Linked DNA regions of Homo sapiens: region 2 is linked to region 1. The links are chromatin contacts, found by Hi-C or POLR2A ChIA-PET in ENCODE. All regions are on one chromosome and are shown on one strand. The core of a region is the stretch at or near the end of the contact, and the rest is flanking DNA. Distances in the headings are between cores, read along the strand shown. Region 1 holds the start of CD300LF (CD300 molecule like family member f). Region 2 overlaps NAT9 (N-acetyltransferase 9).

Region 1 (3,868 bases), core at 873-3,372:
GTTCAAGTTATTCTCCTGCTTCAGCCTCCTGAGTAGCTGGGATTATAAGCACCCACCACCACACCCGGCTAAGTTTTGTATTTTTAGTAGAGACGGGGTTTTGCCATGTTGGCCAGGCTGATCTCGAACTCCTGACCTCAGGTGATCCACCTGCCTTGGCCTCCCAAAATGCTGGGATTACAAGTGTGAGCCACTGAGTCTGGCCCTTCCTAATCCTTTTATATCCCCAGTCCCGACCCTAGGGACTTGCTGGGGTCTTGATGGGAAAGGAGAGATGGGGGATGGACATGATTGTCAGAAGGAGGAGAGTGAGGGGCAAAACTGGTCCTTCCTTTCTTCCTTCCTTCCTTCAACAAATAGTTATAAGGTGAGGGGTGGAGCGAGGGGATAATAGTCCTGAGCAATGAACTGGTTTCCTCAGGTAGACCCCCTGGTACAATGGACAGGTTTCTGGAAGATTCCAGATGTAGGTATCCCTGGGATCTCACCTGGTGGGCTGGGGTACAGCAGTAGGAGCTTCCTTCGTGTTCTCAGGACAAAGCGCCTCTTGTCAGTGGGCCAGTAGTTCCCTGCTTGCATCTCCCTTCTCTCTGAACCTCTCTGTGCGTGCGTGTGTGTGTGTGTGTGTGTGTGTGTGTGTGTGTGTGTTTAAAGAGACAGCGTCTGCTCTGTTGCCCAGGCTGGAGTACAGTGAACAGTGGCTCAATCATAGCTCACTGCAGTTTCGACCTCTTGGGCTCAGGTAATCCTCAGGCCTTAGCTTCCCAGATTGCTTGGACTACAGGCATGCATGACTCTGCAGAACTAATTATTATTATTATTGTTATTATTTTTGAGACAGAGTCTTGCTCTGTTGCCTAGGTTGGAGTTCAGTGGTGCGATCTGGGTTCACTGCAACCTCTGCCGCCTGGGTTCAAGTGATTCTCCTACCTCGGCCTCCCGAGTCACTGGGATTACAGGTGAATGCTACCACGCCCAGCTAATTTTTGTATTTTTTAGTAGAGATGGGGTTTCACCATTTTGGCCAGGCCGGTCTCTAACTCCTGACCTGGAGTGATCTGCCTACCTTGGCCTCCCAAAGTGTTGGGATTACAGGCATGAGCCACCATGCCTGACTTTTTTTTTTTTTTTTTTTTTTTTTTTTTGTGGAGATGAAGCCTTGCCATGTTGCCCAGGCTGGTCTTGAACTCCTGGCCTCAAGTGATCTTCCTGCCTCAGCCTCCTAAAGTGCTGAGATTACAGGTGTGAGCCACCGTACCTGGCCTTGTAGTCTGGGGTTGGATACCCAATCTCCTCATAGCTGCCTTCCAACCTTTGGTCTGGAATCTCTCCTCTGGCTTTCTGACTTTGGCCACAAGTGCCCCTCAATCCTCTTGAACTTCTGGCCTTCTGGGCTCCCAAGCATCTGGCTACACCTGAAGCTCCAGGTTTAGGACATCGTGTCTATCAGCCGTGGCTCTCCAGGACCCCTCTGGTGGAGCCGCGTGCCCCTGCCCCCAGCCAACCCACCAGGTTTGGAGGATTGGATAAGGGCTGGCCAGACCCAGTGGATCTGTCTGCAGGTTTCCACATGACAGAGGAGCCACGAAGTTCTCTTTTTAGAGAACCCACGGTGGCTGTGTACAGAGAGGTACTTCTCAGAAGCTGATGATTCCTGTGACCCCTTGCATTGTCAACTGCCTCGAAATTTCACCCTTTCCACCTCCTTCCTCTTTTTTTTTTTTTTTTTGTTTTTGTTTGAGACAGAGTCTTGTTCTGTCACCCAGGCTGGAGTGCAAGTGGCACGATCTCGGCTCACTACAACCTCCGCCTACTAGGTTCAAGCGATTCTTCTGTCTCAGCCTCCTGAGTAGCTGGGACTACAGGTGTGCGCCACCACGCCTGGCTAATTTTTGTATTTCTAGTAGAGACGGGGTTTCACTATGTTGGCCAGGCTGATCTTGAACTCCTGATCTCGTGATCCGCCCGCCTTGGCCTCCCAAAGTGCCAGGATTACAGGCCTGAGCCACGGTGCCCAACCAACCACCTCCTTCCTCTTTTAGTCTCTTTCACCCATGGGAAGTGACTGAAGGAGGAAGTTCAAGGGCGAGAGTGAGTACCAGCAGAAGGCTGGGAGTCTGTAGTTTGTTCCTGCTGCCAGGCTCCACTGAGGGGAACGGGGACCTGTCTGAAGAGAAGATGCCCCTGCTGACACTCTACCTGCTCCTCTTCTGGCTCTCAGGTGAGCGGGCCTGGGTCTGTCTTCTTGGGGAAGCTTAGCAAGCAGGAGGAGGTGGCTGAGAGAGGGAAGAAGGGACCCGGCCAGAAGGTGTCCTTAATGGCATGAGCCTTGTGCGTTTCATCCACATACCCACCATTCACCTAGCATTTCCGTTGCCAAGGCAGGAATACAGGGCATGACCTTCATAATGAAGCCAGTGCAAGGCAGAATTCCTGACCCCCAGGGGCTGATCATGTGAAATGGACAGACTGTAGGCCCCGCCGGCCAGGGAAAAGCAGAGGAGGAACATGGGCTGCTCAGGAGAGCAGGCGACTGCCTGATCCTGGACTGGGTGATCTGTCACCTGCGTGGAGGTGTTCTGAGCAAGGGCAGGCGTCAGGGAAGAGGTGAGGCTGGAGGACTTTGAAAGGAGGGAAGAGGGAGTTTGCTGGGCAGAGAGGGAGTGGTGGTTCTAGGCATTTGGGGCAGAAGGAAATAGTAGAAGTTGCTGAGGGACGGAAAGGTCAAGAGGAGATAAGACTGGCAGGGACGTAGAGGAAAGGAGGGACTGAGATGTGGGCAGAGCCAGAGGGCAGGAGACACCTTAAGTTGGTGCATACAATTTTTATTAAAAATGAAGGGAGGCCAGGGAAAGAGGCTCATTCCTGTAATCCCAGCACTTTGGGAGGCTGATTGCTTGAGCTCAGGGATTCGAGACCAGCTTGGGTAACATGTGGAAACCCTGTCTCTACAAAAAGTACAAAAATTAGCCAGGTATGGTGGCATGTGCCTATGGTCCCAGCTACTTGGGAGGCTGGAGGCTGAGGCATGAGGATCACTTGAGCCCAGGAGTTGGAGGCTGCAGTGACCTGTAATCACACTACTGCCTTCCAGCATGGGTGACAGAGCGAGACTCTGTTTCAAAAAAAAAAAAAAAAGAAAAAAGAAAAAAGAAAAAAAAAGAAAGAAAACAAAAAAATAATTTCAAGAAGTGAGAAGTGATAAGTACTGTGAGGAAAACAGAACAAGATGATATGTTACAGTGGGACCCAGGTAGGGGGATGCTGTAAGTCAGGTGGGCTGAAACAACCCCCCTGAAGAGGGTCCCAGATGCCTGTCCGAGCCGAGACCTAGGAAAAGGATCAGACACAGGATCGGGACCAGCTTTCCAGGCACAGGGAACAGTAGATACGAGGGCTCTTGTGTAGGAATGAGCTTGGACTGGGCACGTCTGAGGAAGAGGGAGGTCAGCACGGCTTTGCCTCATGCTTCAGAAGATCCTGGTGGGACAGATTGGAGAAAAGGTCTTGGGGAAGAAAGTGACTTGTCCAGGACTGCTAGGCTGGTACAGGAAGAGCAGGGAGTGGCTCATGGACACTTGGCCCCGAGTTTCAGCATGTAAGTGGAGAAGGCAGACTTTGGGTGAGATGTTATGAAATGCATTGGCACAGTGAGACCAGGACAGGTATGGCTGCTTTTTTTCTGACACCTGGAAATGAGAGAATTTGGTAGTGAGCAGATGTGAGAGTCGTGTTGGGAGTGGGAGTGGTTTGGGACCTCTGTCTGAAGTGGGCAGAAAAGCCAGCAGGCACAGCTATGGGCGCCAACATGGAGCCCGGATACCACTGTGAACCTGCATGCATCAGCTCTTGCCAGCCTCTCCTGCAG
Region 2 (4,012 bases), core at 773-3,272, 58 kb before region 1:
TGCCTTCCGCTGACTCCCGGCTCTCAGATCTGCTGACTGAGCCTGCCGAGGCTGCAAAGGGTGGGCACTCACAGGGTTCACTGGGAGGCTCCATGTGGTGAGTCCAGGGCCTGGCTGGGCAGCCTGCCCACCTAGCCCCCTCAGCCTGGTGGTACACCCTCAGCCTCATCACTTTAGTCCTTATGCTTAGGCGTGAACTTAACCCTTGGTTTGGGGTAGATTCAAGTATGGTTAGTCCCATAGTTGGGGTGGGCTGGGGACCCTCAGAAAAAGGTCTCTGGAGCATGTTGTCATATTACAGGAGGAGGCCCTCCTGTTTCTGCTCCTTCATGGTCCTCAGTTTCCCCCAAGTGGCTACTGACTATCCCCATGAGGCAGCATACTGACTCCATGAGGTAAAGAGGTCAGCTTTGAAGTCAGGTTGCTGGGTTGCAAGCTGTGAGGCCTTTCACACTTCTTTGTGCCTGTTTCCTCGTCTGCAGAATGGTAATGATAGTAGCAACTTCAGAGTTGTTGAGAATTAAATGAGATGGTGTCTGCCAAGTGCCCGCACTGGAGCCTGGCACACGGCGTCAGCGCCGCTCCTGTTGTCTCTCCTAGAGCCCAGCTGCAGGGGTAAGGGCCTTGGCACTGAGGCCGTTCTCGCGATGCTGTCTTACGGTAAGAAAGTGTGAGCAGACAATGCGGGAAGTGGGCAGGCCCCAGGTGAACTTTGTTCAGGTGTGAGGGTTGGGGGCAGGTGAAGGTTCCTCCTCTGCAGCTTGGGACAGGAGGGTGGGGGCAGGCGCCTCCTTACTTGCCCCTGTCTCATCTCCTCTGCGAGGAGTGACCACGCTAGGTCTGACCAAGTTTGAGGCTAAAATTGGGCAAGGAAATGAACCAAGCATCCGGATGTTCCAGAAACTTCACTTTGAGCAGGTAAGGATGTCCTGGGGCAGAGTGGGGCTTAGACCTGGGTGGTGGGCCTGGTGGTGGTAATACTGTAACTTAGCAGGCTTTGTTCTCTCTGGCTCACGTAGGTGGCTACGAGCAGTGTTTTTCAGGAGGTGACCCTCAGACTGACAGTGAGTGAGTCCGAGCATCAGTGGCTTCTGGAGCAGACCAGCCACGTGGAAGAGAAGCCTTACAGAGATGGGTCGGCAGAGCCCTGCTGATGGCTGGGCCTTGTGGGCAGCCACTCTGTGTGAGCAGGGTGTTGGGCCCATACACTTCAAAGACCAGAGCCCTGCACTGGGAGAGTGCTCCTGGCCCAGGCTGGGAATCACCTTTCGAGGCCCTTCAGACTCTGGCGGGGCTTGCTGTGGCCTCCCTCCAGCTAGTGGTGTGGCTGAGCAGACTCCAGGGCCAGGGCCAGTTCCCTTCTCCCCTCCCGGCCAAACCCAGACCCAGACTCTAGGAAGCTGGAATGGAGGGCAGGGATCCATGGGAGATGTCGGGATGAAGGTGGGAGCTGGAGGTGCAGGGGGACCTGGAACATGGATGGGAGTGGACAGGCCTTTCTCCTTAGAGGCCAGAGGTGCTGCCCTGGCTGGGAGTGAAGCTCCAGGCACTACCAGCTTTCCTGATTTTCCCGTTTGGTCCATGTGAAGAGCTACCACGAGCCCCAGCCTCACAGTGTCCACTCAAGGGCAGCTTGGTCCTCTTGTCCTGCAGAGGCAGGCTGGTGTGACCCTGGGAACTTGACCCGGGAACAACAGGTGGTCCAGAGTGAGTGTGGCCTGGCCCCTCAACCTAGTGTCCGTCCTCCTCTCTCCTGGAGCCAGTCTTGAGTTTAAAGGCATTAGTGTTAGATACAGCTCCTTGTGGCTGGAAAACACCCCTCTGCTGATAAAGCTCAGGGGGCACTGAGGAAGCAGAGGCCCCTTGGGGGTGCCCTCCTGAAGAGAGCGTCAGGCCATCAGCTCTGTCCCTCTGGTGCTCCCACGTCTGTTCCTCACCCTCCATCTCTGGGAGCAGCTGCACCTGACTGGCCACGCGGGGGCAGTGGAGGCACAGGCTCAGGGTGGCCGGGCTACCTGGCACCCTATGGCTTACAAAGTAGAGTTGGCCCAGTTTCCTTCCACCTGAGGGGAGCACTCTGACTCCTAACAGTCTTCCTTGCCCTGCCATCATCTGGGGTGGCTGGCTGTCAAGAAAGGCCGGGCATGCTTTCTAAACACAGCCACAGGAGGCTTGTAGGGCATCTTCCAGGTGGGGAAACAGTCTTAGATAAGTAAGGTGACTTGCCTAAGGCCTCCCAGCACCCTTGATCTTGGAGTCTCACAGCAGACTGCATGTGAACAACTGGAACCGAAAACATGCCTCAGTATAAAACAAACATTATAAAACGAACGCGTTGCTTGCCGTGGCTCCCTTCGTACCATGTGTACCTCAGCAATGAGAGTTCCCTTGGGGCCACCCATTCCTTCCACCAGTCTTCAGGTTAATGAAGAGTCAAAGGTCCCCCAGGGCTTCCCCACCCAGCAGGTGAGATAGGGAGGGGCCCTCCACGACCCCTGTGGAGGGGAATCTGTCAGGGGCCAAAGGGTAGAAGCAAGGGTGGGGTGGGGGCAGGTCAGCTGAGCAGGGCACTGCTGTGGTAAGGGTTTTGGATGGTTCCTCTGACAAGGAGCAGGAGATGGCCAGATAGTGACTGGCCTGGGGGACACTGTCCACTCCCTGATTCCAGATCTACCTGCTTTACTCATTCCCCTCAGCCCAGGAGCCTATTTTCTGAGAGGTGTCCCTTTGGGTTGGGTGGAGACTAGCCTGGGGGCACCTTCCTCCTGAGCACCTGCCCGGAACCTCCCGGCTCTGCAGCCTAGCTCTTGCAAGCCACCTTCCTGGACCTCCAGATCAGGCTTCAGGTGCCAAAGGTATCAGGGACCTGGGTCTTTTGTTGGGGGCAGGGCACCTTGCCCTTGAACAGTCCCTTCCACCCCAGCTAGCCACACAGCATGTCCCCGGGCTCAGTGGACCGGTTTGTTTTCCCCTGGCACTGGACACTTGCCCTCCAATCAGGTCACAATGGCCAGATAAGATAGAGGATCTGGCACCAGCCCAGCCTGCCCCTGGGAATTCTGCACCCCACTGGCTATAGGCAGAAAGAGTAAAGCCAAGTCCTCACATTCCAAACCCAGCTCCATCCTGGGACACACTTTCCACGCTTCTGGAATTAAAGGAACCTCCCAGAGTCCTCTGAGAACGTTGGTCTGAGCTCCCACTTCCCCTTGTAAATATCCCCGTTAGACAAGGGGTCCCCAGCCCACAATCGGTGCTTGCAGCCCAGCACACAGGCACACTGACCACACCAAGCTGAATACCCGGCTGGGTGCATGCATCTTCCTTCCTACAGGACTGCAGCTAGGCCCTCTAGCTAAAGCTACCCAGGCTTGGGGTCACAGGGAGCCCTTGATGGCCCTCCCTCCAGTGTACCCCACCCTCCCAGCCAAAGACCACCTTGGCTTACCATTTCTCAATTTCTACCTATAAGGGGTCCAAGGCCAGAGGACAAAACTTCCAAGGAACACACGGAGGCTGAAGGGTTTGGAGGAACCAGCTGAATTTCTGAAAGTGTTTCCTTACAATGGTGGTACCTGGCTCAGGGATGGGCAGGGGTAGCCAAACCCTCCCCGTGCTGCCCAGTTCGCTGAGGGTGGGAGTAGGAACAAAAGTTTAAGGCTGAGGCCACTGCCATGCCCTGGATGTAACAACCAGGAAAATCATGTTAATCAAGGAAACAAAAATTCCTCTAGACTCTGCAATACTGCACTCTTAACAAAAATCAAATGAAAACAAGACGTGTCTGCCACAGGTCTCAGGGTAACAGATGCCCTGTCCACTGAGAGCGGCAGTTCTGCAGTCAGAGTTCTTTGATCAGCCCTGGACCCATTTATCACATGGGGGAGGAAGGGAGGGTGCCCTCTCGCCTGGTCCCATGATCCTGGCATGGTGCAGGTTCCAGCGATGTCCCAGGCAGGGTGGCAAAGGGACACCCGGTAGGATGAGGCACTCAGTGAGGAGGAGGGAGGCA

What was found. A loop is a pair of places that touch in the nucleus more often than their neighbours do. ChIA-PET counts read pairs that join two places held with the same protein, here RNA polymerase II (POLR2A). Pooled maps may share reads with other maps.
Region 2: a loop to region 1 is called in a pooled map, with 2.0 times the contacts of the local background. The contact joins the enhancer-like site here to the promoter of CD300LF in region 1. A Hi-C loop is called at or near these places in 2 of 168 maps with a recorded cell type or tissue (heart left ventricle and testis) and 2 of 50 pooled maps. POLR2A ChIA-PET finds 5 or more read pairs at or near these places in 9 of 52 experiments (A673, Caco-2, GM10248 and 6 more).

What each region holds. Positions count from the first base shown.
Region 1 is chr17:74,711,177-74,715,044 of GRCh38, reverse strand. CD300LF (CD300 molecule like family member f) reads left to right here and starts at 2,122. Exons shown (of 7, transcript NM_139018.5): 1 at 2,122-2,221. The coding sequence starts at 2,179. It also overlaps a transcript of RAB37 not described here.
Region 2 is chr17:74,768,866-74,772,877 of GRCh38, reverse strand. NAT9 (N-acetyltransferase 9) reads left to right here. Exons shown (of 7, transcript NM_015654.5): 5 at 601-660; 6 at 824-918; 7 at 1,020-2,349. The coding sequence ends at 1,154. It overlaps NHERF1 (NHERF family PDZ scaffold protein 1), which reads right to left. Exons shown (of 6, transcript NM_004252.5): 6 at 3,525-4,012. Among named protein-coding and RNA genes, the nearest start is that of NAT9, 5.5 kb to the left of the region's middle. RefSeq lists a silencer at 1,874-1,973. Within about 2 kb of position 2,022, at least 11 of the 41 ENCODE cell types and tissues checked have a DNase peak (open chromatin) inside an H3K27ac peak, as active enhancers do; they include HCT116, where a contact is called at or near this core.